Linked DNA regions of Homo sapiens: region 1 is linked to region 2. A link is a loop called in an ENCODE intact Hi-C map of the cell type or tissue named here. Cell type or tissue: CD4-positive, alpha-beta T cell. All regions are shown on one strand. Links, peaks and the distances in the headings refer to the core of each region. The heading gives the core; the rest is flanking DNA. Region 1 overlaps SYS1 (SYS1 golgi trafficking protein). Region 2 holds the start of YWHAB (tyrosine 3-monooxygenase/tryptophan 5-monooxygenase activation protein beta).

Evidence for each region. A loop is a pair of places that touch in the nucleus more often than their neighbours do. Peaks named below come from ENCODE experiments on the same cell type or tissue, not always from the same donor. Only the 100,000 strongest peaks of a DNase experiment are listed, where the experiment ranks them.
Region 1: a loop joins it to region 2, with 5 times the contacts of the local background. A loop is called at or near these places in 4 of 110 quality-filtered maps.

The regions. Positions count from the first base shown.
Region 1 is chr20:45,364,399-45,371,697 of GRCh38, forward strand. SYS1 (SYS1 golgi trafficking protein) reads left to right here. Exons shown (of 4, transcript NM_033542.4): 3 at 1,221-1,288; 4 at 2,477-4,811. The coding sequence ends at 2,717. SYS1-DBNDD2 (SYS1-DBNDD2 readthrough (NMD candidate)) reads left to right here. Exons shown (of 6, transcript NR_003189.2): 3 at 1,221-1,288. Among named protein-coding and RNA genes, the nearest start is that of SYS1-DBNDD2, 4.9 kb to the left of the region's middle. RefSeq lists enhancers at 3,820-3,869, 4,530-4,589 and a silencer at 4,370-4,459. In CD4-positive, alpha-beta T cell, for the core only: no CTCF peak of the experiment used is centred there; a DNase peak (open chromatin) is centred at 3,973; H3K27ac peaks cover 460 bases.
Region 2 is chr20:44,884,995-44,892,293 of GRCh38, forward strand. It overlaps YWHAB (tyrosine 3-monooxygenase/tryptophan 5-monooxygenase activation protein beta), which reads left to right and starts at 711. Exons shown (of 6, transcript NM_139323.4): 1 at 711-892. RefSeq lists silencers at 335-394, 455-1,004 and an enhancer at 441-1,057. In CD4-positive, alpha-beta T cell, for the core only: a CTCF peak has its summit at 3,688; a DNase peak (open chromatin) is centred at 3,737; H3K4me3 peaks cover 3,088 bases; H3K27ac peaks cover 2,750 bases.

The DNA.
Region 1 (7,299 bases), core at 1,028-6,027, 480 kb after region 2:
AGTGTAAAGGAGGCCTATAAGTTGTTACATCTAAGAGGCAGCTGTGGCGTGGTGATGAGCACAGTTCTTTTTTTTTTTTTTTTTTTTTTTTGAGACGGAGTCTCCCTCTGTCGCCCAGGCTGGAGTGCAGTGGCAGGATCTCGGCTCACTGCAAGCTCCGCCTCCCGGGTTCACGCCATTCTCCTGCCTCAGCCTCCCAAGTAGCTGGGACTACAGGCGCCCGCCACTACGCCCGGCTAATTTTTTGTATTTTTAGTAGAGACGGGGTTTCACCGTTTTAGCCGGGATGGTCTCGATCTCCTGACCTCGTGATCCGCCTGCCTCGGCCTCCCAAAGTGCTGGGATTACAGGCGTGAGCCACCGCGCCCGGCCGAGCACAGTTCTTAAAGCCAGGAGACCTGGGATGGAGTCCTTGCTCCTGCTGCTTGTTCTCTGTGTTAGCCCTTGGGCAAGTTATTATCCAAAAAGTGATAAGAATTAAAAGAAGAAGAATGGCTTTGTGAGGTTTTTTTAGGGATAATATGAGATTATGTATGTCAAAGACCTTTCTTTGTCAGCTGAAAGTGTGGTGCAGATGTTTGGCATTTGATAGTATTGTGTTGGATAGTGGAGGTTGCACACCCACCATATGCCTAGTTGTAGTCTCGTAGGAGACTCTATGCTCCTGGGAAGAGCTGTGGGAATGCCAGGCTTTGTTGAAGAGCCATATGATGCACACAACCTGAGTTCTAGCCTAGGGATCAGCAAACCTTTCCTTTAAGGGTGAAGTAGTAAGGATTTTAGGTCACAATTATTCAGCTCTGCCATTGTAGCACAGAAGGCTGCTATAGACAAATATATAAGTGAATAGGTGTGGCTGTGTTTCAATAAAACCTTATGTACAGGAGCAGATGCCAGGCCTATGGAGCCATAGTCAGCTGAACGCTGTTCTAGACTTTACTCTTGTTGTTTATTACTTTGGGCAACTTAACTTGTCTGAGTTTTTACGTCCTCCTTTGTAAAATGAGAATAATCCCTTTCCACCTGCTGTGAGAAACAAATGAAATCCCATAATGGATGTCTATGAAAGCACCTATTGGAAATAGGCTGCCGTACAGATGTAGGGAGGTATTATCTTCTGTGCTCTGGGAAGAATGCTTGTTCCTTAGGAGGCTTGCTGAGATCCTGGGGCTCTGCCAAGTCACTTCTCCAGTATATTTCCATTTGTGATTCCCCCTCAGATCCTGGGCTTTTCCACCCCTCCAGGCCGGCTCTCCATGATGTCCTTCATCCTCAACGCCCTCACCTGGTGAGTATCACCAGTTTTGCTATCCAGCTTTTGGGCTCTTAGTGCTGGGACTAACTTCCTAAGTTTGAACATGAGACAGGCTGGCACTTGTTTCTGGGGAGTGGTGGAGTAAAGTGGGTGACAGAGGCCAGTTCTGGGACCAGCTGTATAATGGGCCTCCTTCCATTGCTGTTTTGACTTACCTGGAAAGCTCTTATGTCACTATGTTTGTGCTGCCTGCAAGACAACTTCCATCTCAGATAACTTCCCTGATGTGGAGTGAGCTGAGAAAGGATTCGACCGAGAGGCAGGAGAACTGGGTTCTGTTCTTGGTTTGTGTGCCATTGGCCAAGTTACTTGCCATGGGCCTCAGGCTCCTCTTTTGTCCATGAGGGTTTGGACTCAGTGATGTCTAAGGTCACACGTAATCATTGCCTGTCTCTTAAGAGGCAGTTTAGCATAGTGGTCAAGGTGTCAGGCTCTGGAGGCAGACTCATTTGGCATTGAACCTCAGCTTTACTACTAGTCTAGTGACTTTGGACAAGTTAATCTACCACAGTTGCCTCATCAGTAAAATGGGGCTAGTAATATTACCTACCTCATAGTTGTAAGGATTAAATAAGTTAATTCACAAGAAGGACTTAGAACAGTGCCTTGCATGTTATTATTATTCTTGTCCTTACACCGGAGGTTGAAAACTGGTGGGCTGACTTTGACCTAAATTTGTCTTCCAGATAGGTTCTATTTGGCTTACATAGATGTCAGCCCACACATGGTGTTTAAAACATTTTTTTCACTTAGTTGAAAATCAGGCTATTTTATATAAAAATCCAGATTTCTGGCTTCTCTTGAATAATGGAATGACTGACTGATTCCAGGCCAACCTTCTAGCATGATAAGATTTGCCTAGATGCAAGTAGCTACTGCCCCCCTTTAGCTAGAACATGTATGCTTCAGGGTGTCATGATCCCCACCAATTCCTAGGATCCCCTAGTGACAATTGCCATCGATCATCAAGCTCATACTCAGTCAGCTTCACTCTTGACATTACCCGCCAGGTTCTTCTAGGCGTCTGGTATCATAACCCTTGCTTCACACTTATCTCGTCACTTCTGACCACTATGCTGCCGTCCTAATTGTCCCTACCCTCCCAAATAACCTAAGGCCAGGACAACCCAGTGACAACTCACTGCTGTCCTCTCCCCACAGTGCCCTGGGCTTGCTGTACTTCATCCGGCGAGGAAAGCAGTGTCTGGATTTCACTGTCACTGTCCATTTCTTTCACCTCCTGGGCTGCTGGTTCTACAGCTCCCGTTTCCCCTCGGCGCTGACCTGGTGGCTGGTCCAAGCCGTGTGCATTGCACTCATGGCTGTCATCGGGGAGTACCTGTGCATGCGGACGGAGCTCAAGGAGATACCCCTCAACTCAGCCCCTAAATCCAATGTCTAGAATCAGGCCCTTTGGACATCCTGCTGACACTTGGGCCCCTTAACACCTTGGGCTGCTCAGACCCTCCAGATGAGGTCCAGCCCAGATCTGAGAGGAACCCTGGAAATGTGAAGTCTCTGTTGGTTTGGGAGAGATAGTGAGGGCCTGTCAAAGAAGGCAGGTAGCAGTCAGCATGACAGCTGCAAGAATGACCTCTGTCTGTTGAAGCCTTGGTATCTGAGAGGTCAGGAAGGGGACCTCTTTGAGGGTAATAACAGAATTGGAACCATGCCACTCTTGAGCCACAATACCTGTCACCAGCCTGTTGTTTTAAGAGAGAAAAAAAATCAAGGATATCTGATTGGAGCAAACCACTTCTTTAGTCATCTGTCTTACCCCCCTGGGACAGCTGTTACCTTTGCAGTGTTGCCGAATCACAGCAGTTACCTTTGCAGTGTTGCCGAATCACAGCAGTTCTGTTGGAGAAACGCTTGGTTTCCGGATCCAGAGCCACAGAAAGAAATGTAGGTGTGAAGTATTAGGCTGCTGTCAGGGAGAGGATGGCAGATGGAGGCATCAAGCACAAGGAAAATGCACAACCTGTGCCCTGTTATACACACGTTCATGTGCACCCAAGAACCTATGACTTTCTTCCAGTTCCTTCTACCAGGTCCCCATCCTGCTGCCAGCTCTCAACATAGCAGGCCATAGGACCCAGAGAAGAATCCCAGCGTTGCTCAAAGTCTAACCATCATAAAGACACTGCCTGTCTTCTAGGAATGACCAGGCACCCAGCTCCCACTGGACTCCAATTTTTTTTCCTGCCTTATTTAGAATTCTTTGGCGGGAAGGGTATGATGGGTTCCCAGAGACAAGAAGCCCAACCTTCTGGCCTGGGCTGTGCTGATAGTGCTGAGGGAGATAGGAATTTGCTGCTAAGATTTTTCTTTGGGGTGGAGTTTCCTCTGTGAGGGGCTTGCAGCTATCCTTCCTGTGTATACAAATACAGTATTTTCCATGGTTCTGCCTGCACTTACTTTGTAATGCCACGGTTGAGATTGAGAGAGATCAGCGCAGCCAGGCAAGGGAACTTTAAAGAATTATTAGGCCACCTTCTCCCTTTCCTGGACCCCAGAGTCATTCCTCCATTTGGTTAAAATACTCAGTGCAGGGAACTCTTACATCCTGTCTCCTTCACTTGCAGCGTCCCCTGCTATGCCTCAGGTGAACCACATAATTCTTGGGTTTCCGTTCCTACTTGCTAGTGATTTCTGAACATGTTCAATGGAGCGGCACACAGTCTAGACCCACTTCCGCATTGAAACCTTCACTGTTCCTCTTTGGTTTCTTCAGAGCTTTCCCAAGAGAGCTGTCAGTTTTCAGCTGTCAGTAACACAAATGAGTTTATGGTAACACAAATGAGTTTTGCTATCTCTCTGAGAAGCTCATCTGACCTCCTGACTCTCAGCCCTACAGAGTAGGGAGTTGATGCTGACAGGATGAAGATTTAGGAATAAATATGCCTGGGAAGAGACTGGGAAGGTTCTAGGGTGAGGCACCTCAGTAACTCATGGTACCTTGGCCAAGTTGGAAGGAAGCAGTTTGTTAATGAGGCACAGTAATCCTGGCTGCAGGGTCTAGGAGGTAAGACCAGCTGGGATGACCTTCCCTGGGTTAATCAATTTCCCTCTAGACAACACAAACTGCAGGCATGTGACTAACTTTGAAAGAACACCCATCATGTGGCTGCTGTCACCCTTGACCAGCCGTGGTGGTGGTTACTCCATCTGTGGTTGGAGCGCCTCTTTGGGATTCACTTCAAGGTCTTGTGCCTATTTTTCTGCATATCTTCTGTGATGACAAATCTCTGTCCCCTGAGTGTTAATTTGATTTTTAGAAATGGCCAAAAGTCACGTGATCCAAACTTTTTTTCAGTAATATGGAGACTGAGCTGCATGGTAGTTGGGGATCAAAAATATGTGACCTTAATGAGATTTTTATGATTTCTAAAGTAACAATAAAAGCAGTTTTTAGAGTTGAGTTCCAGAGAGGGCAGGGCAATGGCAGTGACATGTTTGTCATTTTAATAATAAATAACATCTATTGAGTGCTTAAGAGGTGTCCAGCAGTGTGGGCTGAGTGCTTTATGTCTCTTTTCAAAATCTTCACAAGAACCCTCTGAAGTAAGAAGTAACGTCATCTGTATCTTACAGATGAGGGAGCTGTAAGGAACTTACCCAAGGTGACTTTTTAGGAGCTGGCAGAGCCAGGATTTGGGCTCTAATAGTGATATTAATAAGCTCATTTTGAAGAGGTCAGTAGTTAGGGATGTATAAGTTCTGACTGGCTAAACAGTCTGGTTAAATAGTTTATCACCTTATAATCATATCTTCTTGTCCTGTCAATTTTTTTAAATACCGAGGATGAATAGTACTTTATAAACATTACTAGCTTTCTAAGAAAAGCTGATATGCAGTACATTAAATATAGCCAGAGATTTCCTTTTTTTTTTTTTTTTTTTTTTTTGAGGCAGGGTCTTACTCTGTCACCCAGGCTGGAGTGCACTGGTGTGATCTTGGCTCATCATAGCCTCAACCTCCCAGGCTCAATGATCCTCCTGCCGCAGCCCCCCAAGTAGCTGGGACTATAGGCACATGCCACCACGCCCAGCTAATTTTTGTATTTTTATTTTTATTTTTATTTTTTTAGAGACAGGGCTTTGCCACTTTGCCCAGGCTGGTCTCGAACTCCTGGGCTCAAGAGATCCACCTGCCTCGGCCTCCCAAAGTGCTGGGATTTTACAGGTGTGAGCCACCAAGCCCAACTGGCCTTTTTTTTTTTTGAAACAGAGTTTCACTCCGACTTCATTACCCAGGCTGGAATGCAGTGGCCCAATCTCAGCTTACTGCAACCTCTGCTTCCTGGGTTCAAGCAATGCTCATACTTCAGCCTCCCAAGTAGCTGGAATTACAGGTTGGCACCATCATGCTTGGCTAATTTTTGTATTTTTCATAGAGACGGGGTTTCATCATGTTGGCCAGGCTGGTCTCGAACTCTTGGCCTCTCAAGTGATCCACCCGCCTCAGCCTCCCAAAGTGCTGGGATTACAGGCATGAGCCACTGTGCCCAGCATTGGCCAGAGATTTTCAGATGATCTTAGGAATGTGGGAAATCTATTTCCAAAGGATAAAGGAAGGTACCTAGATAAGAGAGTACTAGCCCACTACTGAGTTGGCATATCTCTTAACTCTCCAGGTGTCTGAAGTTGACCTCCCTTTTTCCCACCCACCACCTGAACTCTGGCCATTCAGAGAGAAAAGTGGAGACTCCTACATAGCTGATGGTCAGAATAGTTTATAACCCTTAAAGGAGGACAGGAAAGGAAAAAGGGATGTCTGGCTCAGAGGGTACTTCTAACCCCTCGCTCTAGGCAGCCCTGTCCATATCAGTGCCAAATGAGAGCCACGATGGCAGCCAGCAGACATCAGGGGGTACAATGGGAAGCTCCAGGACTCCCAGCATCCTGGAGGGTACACAGCTCAAACAGTCTCCCCTGGACAGGAATCCCCTTGGACTCCTTCCTCAGCAACTCCCAGGTCAGAGTAGCTTCCTTCTGCCAGCCCCAGAAGGCAGTCAGTGCACAGGTATGCAACACCTCCTTGTACCGGCAGCCCAGGGACCACGGAGTCTCAGAGGTAGGGCCCTGGGGACCTAGGGCAGAGGAGTAGGGATGGAATCAAGGTACAAGAGAACTCCTCTGTGGAGAGATTAAAAACCACTGTCTTAAGGTTTTCTGTTGTAAAGTAATAAAGGGTGGTAGAAATAGCATTGAGGCAGGAGGGAGTAGAGGGAGCTGAGGGTTTTAATCCCTGCCCTGCCGCTACCTGGGCAAGTCACAGTCATAGGTCCAATTCTGGAAGGCTTTAGAGAGCTGCAGTGGAGTGCAAAGTCCTGGAGTCCCATTACTAGCTGTGAGATCTTGGGTAAGCTATGTTACCTCCCTTACCTAGATTTCCTCATATGTAAAATGAGGGTAATAATGGTACTTATTTCCCTGGGTTTTGTTTTGTCTTGTTTTGTTTTGTTTTCTGGTAGGTCAACACTTACTTCTTTAAAATGGAAAAAGTGTTCCCTCCCTGGTTTTATTGTGAAGATGCAATAAGATGTCACGTGTAAAGCGCCTAGCCCAGCCCCTGGCACGTAGGAAGTGATCCATAATTCTAGACAATTATTAGGCTACCGTCCCCCCTATCCATTTTACAGAACAGGGACATTTTTCTTCTGAGCCTGTGTTTTCAAATGTTGGGGGATAGGCTTGCCAGTCCTCTAGGTACCACTACCAAGTATTGAGCTCCTATCTGGCATGTACTGCAAAGTGATTTATGTGTATTCTTACTCAGTCCAATAAGGTAAGCACTACTATTTCCCCCATTTTGCAGACAAAGAAACAGAGGATTGGGAGTAAACAACTTTTTCCCCATTACAAAGTTGGTAAGAAGCTAGGCCTGTCTGCCTCATCTGCTTTTCACGTTCCAGTTATGTTTATGTGTGATCCAGACAATTGTGAGACGGACAGTCTTAGGGATCTAAATGCCATATTAGC
Region 2 (7,299 bases), core at 1,385-6,384:
AGCCTACAACTCCCGGCCTCAAGCAATCCTCTCACCTCAGCTTCCCAAAGTGCTGAGATTACAGGCGCGAACCACTGCGCTCGACCCTACACAGGTTTTTTAAAAAGACGTTTGTGCATTGGATTCCTGGCACTTCACGTGGCCTCTTCAGTCTACCAAAGAAGGAAAAGGTAAGTACCCTGAAGGATTGAAAGGATTAAATGAACATTGAGGGATGAGCAATTTCTGTTCTTCCCTGGCTCCAGCATTACCAAAGCACACAGTAAGAGGACTGACATCGGCCTCCGACCCAGTGAGGATTACTTTCGGGGTGGAGGGGGAACTGCTAAACCTCGAATCTCCGGGACTGGCCCTGGCGCGTTTCCAGTCCCAGCAGAAAGGGCAATCCCCATCCAGACCACACTCCTAGTCCTCCTTATTCCCACACAGCCCGTATCTTGACCACCCCCAGCTCCGCCCTCTCTCCTCCCACCTCCTTTTCCCGCTCCCCCGCCCCATTTCCTTCTTCTCCGCCCACCTCCTCCTGGGTCCCTCCCCCGGCCATCCGCCCTGCCCCGGCCCCTGCAACCCTGCCTTTCGCTCTTCTTCCTCCTCCCTTCCGTCTGCGCCCCTCCCGTGGGGCCGTGGCAACCCCGTGCCTCGCTTGCCCAATGAGAACACGGTTTGGGGCGGGGCGCGGCCAGGACCGGAGCGGAAGTGGCGATCGGAGCGGAAGTGGAGCTACCGCCACCGCCGCCGCCGATTCCGGAGCCGGGGTAGTCGCCGCCGCCGCCGCCGCTGCAGCCACTGCAGGCACCGCTGCCGCCGCCTGAGTAGTGGGCTTAGGAAGGAAGAGGTCATCTCGCTCGGAGCTTCGCTCGGAAGGGTCTTTGTTCCCTGCAGCCCTCCCACGGTGAGTGCGGCGCGGGGTCCGACCGGGGCCCCCGGGGGCCCAAACTCGAAGCCCCTCTCTGGCTGCTGCGACGACGGCGGCCCAGTGGGTGGGCCCCGTGGGGTAGCGGCGCGCTGCCTCTTTCGCTCCGCGCGGCCGCCGGCGGCGAGGCCAGACCTCGCAGCGGCCCCTCCCTGTTTCCGGGGCCGGGCCCTTTACCTCTTGGAGAGGCTCGGGCCGCCTGAGGTCCTGCCGGCCGGGCGGGGTGCAACTCCGTACTGTGCCGTAAGGGACAGCGGAGCCGGGGATCCCGGACCCTCCCTCACTATCTGCTTCGGGCCCCACGCGACCCCTCCCTGCGTCTTGGTCGGCAAGAACGTCCCCTTCAGCCCTGTCACCTCTGCTCCGTGCTTTCTGGTTTCCAGAAATTAAAATTTAATCAAACGCGGATGAGTTTTCTAGCCCCAGTCCCCGTGTTTGGCTCCTCCTGGATGAGTAAGGGGTTTAACCTTGGGAGACAGCAGTGGGGGAACCCCCTCCCATTTTGCAGTAAAACCATTTCATCATCCTTCACTGGTTATGGAGCCTGGCAGGACCCAAGATTCCCTAGGAAGGGAATTGGGTTTGAATCAAGAAAATCTGTTTGTTGGAGCCGGTTACTGAGTCAGGCCGGATCCCCAGGAAAAAATATCAGGGGGTGAGAATCGGAGTATTTTCTCACAGTATTTACCGTCATTTAATGCCAGATTCTTTTGTGTCTTTACCCCAAATTCCCCCATATTGTGTGTTAGCACGTTTTTCGGTCTGAAATTTGCCCGGTGGCTTCCTGGTCGGGGGGTGGGGAGCGGAGGGAAGAAGAGGTGGGAAGGTGAGTGCATCTTTGCCGCAAATGGAGAACTCCCATATAATGGGGTTTTCAGAGGTGGCAGCCTTGGTAAGCAATTTGCCAACCTTTCTGTAAAATACATGTTTCTTGTCGTTGCCTTCATTGCATTTCTCTTTGGTAAGGCTAGATAGCATCAGGTCCTGATTTTGCTTGCCCTGTGTGGGAGATGGAATTTGGCAAGATGATGCTATGAACATAAAATCAGCCTCGGGAACCAAAAGAGAAAGGTGAAGCACTTATAAGAATATGAAAATTGTCTGCATTTCTCATTCTGTCAGTTCATGTGAAGCCAGACACAGATGCAGTTTGTAGACCTGGACACTGCAGCTTTTGCATTTTCATTTGGAAATGTGTATAAGTATTTGTTCTTGGTGAATTTCTTCTTGACTGCTTCCAGTGTACCCTATTTCTTACTTAGGGATATCTCATTTGTTTGAGCCCTCATTTTTCTTGGATCCCTGTCCTTGGCAACACACGGTGTGTGAGTGTAAAACCTGTCAATCTTATTGGACCTAAGTTAGAAATTTAAGTGTGGCTTTCAAAATGGAAGGCTAATAATCCTGTAGCAACTGCAGAATTATTTTCCTGGCCTGTCCTTCCAATGAGATAAGAAACCATTCACCTATCTTGCAGATGAAGTCTTTATGAGAAATGAGGTGATTTGGCCTAGACTATACACCTAGTTTTTTTCAAACTGAATATCCTCATTCATCAGTAGCAAATATTTATGGATTGCCAGCCCCTGGAGTATGACGCCTACCCTGTAATCTTTTGTACATTTCACATCTTGCAGTGCTTGTTATATTGAAGCCATTTTAGAATTGGAGCGCTATAGATCAGGGAGGCAGCCTCTATAAAACCAGGCTGAGCAAATTCCCATGATGCTGGTTCTCTAGGCAGAGTCTCCAGAGATTTGGGCCGCTACAAAAAGTGCATTTTGCCCATTCGGCTGTGGATAGAGAAGCAGGAAGAGCACTGGACTTGGAGTCAGGTAAATTTGGTTGAAATCTTGCCTGCAATATTTTCTAGCTTTCTGAATCTTCAGCATGTTAATCTCTGGTTCTTGGTTTTCTTATTTCCAGGGTTATCATTAAGCCTTTTTTATAAACTGTAAATTGTTAAATATAAGCTTTTGGTTTGTTTTTTAATCAGAGTTCACTATTAATGGCTTTTTCTCTCCAGTTAACATCTGATGACACTAAACCCTGCTTTGTACACATGTTGCTTTCAAAAAATGGTATATTATTATAGGACTTTATTTTGCATATAGGCAAATCCAGTCTTTCTGAATCATTTTCTCGTCTATATAGCACAAATGGTAATGCAGCTTTTGATATATTTTTGTTGCGACAAGCTCAATAATGAAAATAAGCATCTGGGATATAGTTGGGGTTCAATAGATGTTATTGACCATCTGCATGAATATACACGTGTATAGATTAGACATAGCATATATGCTATTCATGGACATTTATATAGAATCCATCCATTTGTGATTTATTCACCAACTGATGAGGTGGTATCAGACAATTAGTCTATAATAATAGTTACCACTTACAGTACTTACTGTGTGCTAAGCTTTCTTTTAAGCACTTTAAGCATATTAGCTCAGTCTTCATAACAACCAATGAAAGGTAAGACTGTTAGCCCCATTTTACAGATGGGGAAACTAAGGCACTGAGAAGGATAATTTTCCCGAGGTCTCACACACAGCGCAAGGTAAGTGCCAGAACCAGGAATGAAACCAGGTGATCTGGTTCTGAGGAATGATATTATAGATTTCTGCATGTGGTAGAGACAGCACATGTATATGTTTTATGTGAACACCATTTAGTCCTTAATTTTTCTTTACACCAATCCTAATAAAGTAAACGTTTGAATGGGAATATTAGCTATTTTTGAAGATAGATACAGGACAATTTATTGTGGAGCATATACCCATTCTGGCCTGTAGGGATGATAATTGCTAGCATGCATCAGGAAGCAAGCTTGTGAACAATCCAGTTTTTCTAGTACTTGCTTCATACTAGGGAGAAAGTCATCAGTTACTTTGGCATAGAATTTTAGGTTCTTCATCTAATAGAATTTGATTGTGACCATTAATTTTTGTTTATCTTACGACTTCATCAGTAGATGTTCAGATTTTTCTCATTTTGTTGGCAGGGAGGAAATGAGGAAATATATCTACGTAAATAGAGAGAAACTTCTAAATTAAAACATCCTGTTGTGCTACCTGCTCTTTCGGTGTCAACAAACTGAGTTTTCCTTTAAATGCTGGTACCTTAGAGAATGAACTAAAATTTCCTTGTAGAGATACTTTTAAGTTCCTTGTTTCTACATTTTTCTAGGGAAAGATGACAATTCACTAGTTAAGGGGCAAGAAATTATGGTTACATAATAGCAACCTTTAAGCTTTAGAATCCTTTTGATCTCTATGTGAATATGATCTTAGCAGTCATCTGTATTGCATGATGGAGAAACTAACGGTTGGAGCTGGATTCTGAGGGAATTTTTCTAAGGGGAATACTTGAGGAAACAGACTAAAAGTGCTTTCTGTCTCATGATATGTGTGCTGAAGGCCAATCATCTTACTGCTTTCTCAACTAAAAGATTTTCTAATAGAGGTGTGGTTATATGTATCTGATACTTGTAATGAGATGTAAATGATCAGTGGCCTCAAGTCATTCCTAGCAGATTGTAGGTTAGTTAACTTTTTTTTTTTTTTTAAATTCTGGCCAGTTCTTTATTATGTAAGTTTTTCCCGTACTGGTTAGTTTATTTTATTGTTTTCCCTAAAAGAACCAACAGGAGGTTATTTCTGAATGGCCTTGACCAGGACAAGAAGATTGAAGGCTACAATAAAGTAGATATGAGTCCTGTCTATTATTATTATTTGCCCTCAGCTAAGAGCTTTCCTTTAAAATTTGTTTGACATTTTGGTAAGTCTTTGGCATGTTTTTATGCTGTTTTTAACTCCTTGATTTTGTTTTTATTTTTAAAGCTAGATAACATTAGCTTAATAGGCCAGTTTTAAAATTTCACTGTAACAACCTTGTATAGTTCTTTTAAAAGTTGACAATTCTCTCTTTTCCTTAAGTGAGCATTGGAGTTCATAATTGATCTTTAGGAGATAGGGTTACATAAAGGAAAGAGCATTAATTTTAAAATTAATGTTGGTTTAGATCCCAGATCTGCCATATATAGCTGTGTGACCCTGAATGAGTTAACTCTTTGCATTTATAAAACGGGACAATGTCACCTGCCTCATAGGATACTTAGGATCAAATGCGTTTCTAGGAATCCCTGAGTGCTTTGCAGGCCATAAATGATGGATGGATATTTTTGTTATTTACTAAACGAGTTAGCTGGTTTGGGTTTCTGTATAGTGAACTTTTTGTATAGCGAACTGATTGGACTTCTGAATGGAGGAGATGGACAGAAAGTAATCCAAAGGCTTGTTGAAAGTCAGTTTGAATCTATAAATACAATGATTGGTAGCTGAAAAATATTAGTCAAAATGTATAGTGTTGCTCCTGATGAGAGCTGGCTGGCTTTTTTCAAAAAGTAGTCTAAGACAATAAAAACAGTCTGTATTTTATAGGTCAGATGTGTGCTACCTTCCTCTGTCCACGTAGGAAATAATTGCTTTTTCACTTTTTAAGAATGCATCAGTTGATCAAGCAGTCACTCAGTGTGCTAGGCCTTGTACTCCACATTGGGTGTCCAAAGATACAAGTCTGGATTCCTACTTTTTTTTTTTTTTTTTTTTTTTTTTGTGAGATGGAGTCTCACTCTGTCACCCAGGCTGGAGTGCAGTGGCACGATCTTGGCTCACTGCAACCTCTGAAGCCCGGGTTCAAGCAATTCTCCTGCCTCAGCCTCCTGAGTAGCTGGGATTACAGGCGCCTGCCACTGCGCCCAGCTAATTTTTGTATTTTTAGTAGAGACAGGGTTTCGCCATCTTGGCCAGGCTGGTCTTGAACTCCTGACCTTGCGATCCACCTGCCTCGGCCTCCCAAAGTGCTGGGATTACAGGCGTGAGCCACCACGCCTGGCTGGATTCCTACTTTAAGCTCACAATCCGGTGTGGGAGCCAGCAGAGACACTTGCATTGCAGTAAACTGTGATAAGGGCCATTTTAGAAATAAGCATAGGGAAATTGTTATGTGCCTTTCTTTTAAAAGTCTTTAAAGAAAGCAGAGTACGTGTAAAATAAATGAGGTACATAGTAAGTTTCCCTTCACTGGCTGACCATTGGTTTTTTAAGTTTTGTGTGGAATGTACTGTGGTTGCCATTTATTTGAGTGCTTACTGTTTTATATCATAAACAGGTTTACTCCTTACAGGAACCCTAGTAAGTAGATTTGCCTATGTTTTTTTTTTTCTTCACAGAGTCTTGCTCTGTCGCCTAGGCTGGAGTGCAGTGGCGTGATCTCAGCTCACTGCAGCCTCTGCCTTCAGGCTGCCTCAGCCTCCCAATTAGCTGGGATTACAGGCGCCTGCCACTATACCCGGCTAATTTTTTTATATATTTAGTAGAGACGGGGTTTCACCATGTTGGCCAGGCTGGTCTTGAACTCCTGACCTCAAGTGATCACCCTCCTCGGCCTCCCAGAGTGCTGGGATTACAGGCGTGAGCCACCACGCCCAGCCCAGATTTGCCTGTATTATGGATGAGAAAACAAATTCACAGAGGTCACATAGCCTGTGGACTTGGTGTGCGGTACTGGTAAATCAGACTGATAGGCTTCATTATGTCAGTGGGCCCCAAACTGTAGAAATTATTCATAAGGTCAACCAATTGGGCTGTCTTTATGGATCAGAATTAACATAGTGTCTTTTGGATTGATTACTTAAGCCAAGAAGTCAATTTATTGTCATATCTACCATTAAGTCACATGTGTAACCTTGCGCCTGTCACTTAACACCCTCAGTAAGTTTAATCATGGCTAATTGGACATAATTAGCAATGATATGCAACAGCTGATGTGAAAGAGGGAAGGGATTTTGAAATAATAGAAATGCAGTTTCTCTCCAAATTCAGTGTTCACTGGACTTAGTGCTAATGACTTTGTATTACAGATATGCTGTGTTTTGTTTCCTAACAAAGAACCTGCAAATGTTTGAATGGAATTAAATTTATTACAGGACTCTAAATTTTATATGTAGAATGGCACACAGACAGTTTTATAGTGGGTGTTTTTTAGTGAGTAGTTTTCTCTGAGAGCCAGGAGTGTTTAACTTTTTCTGGGTAACACCCACTAACCACCTGGTCCCACTGACTTTCTCAGTCCCTTCTGCAGTAGCTTGGCATCTGATTTTTCTTCAGCAGAGAGACTCCAGAACTAAAACTTCTGCTGTACAGTGCTGTGGATGCTCTATCTGGAATGGTACATCTGTGAATGCTGTTCAGAATATGTGATCAGTTCCTTACCCCATTGAAACATTCGAGCCTAGATTTTTCAGATTTTCTTGTCAGTTTTCTTCCTTATTCTCATTTCTTTATCTGCTTTGGCCTTTGATTTTTATCTCATCTAGAAAA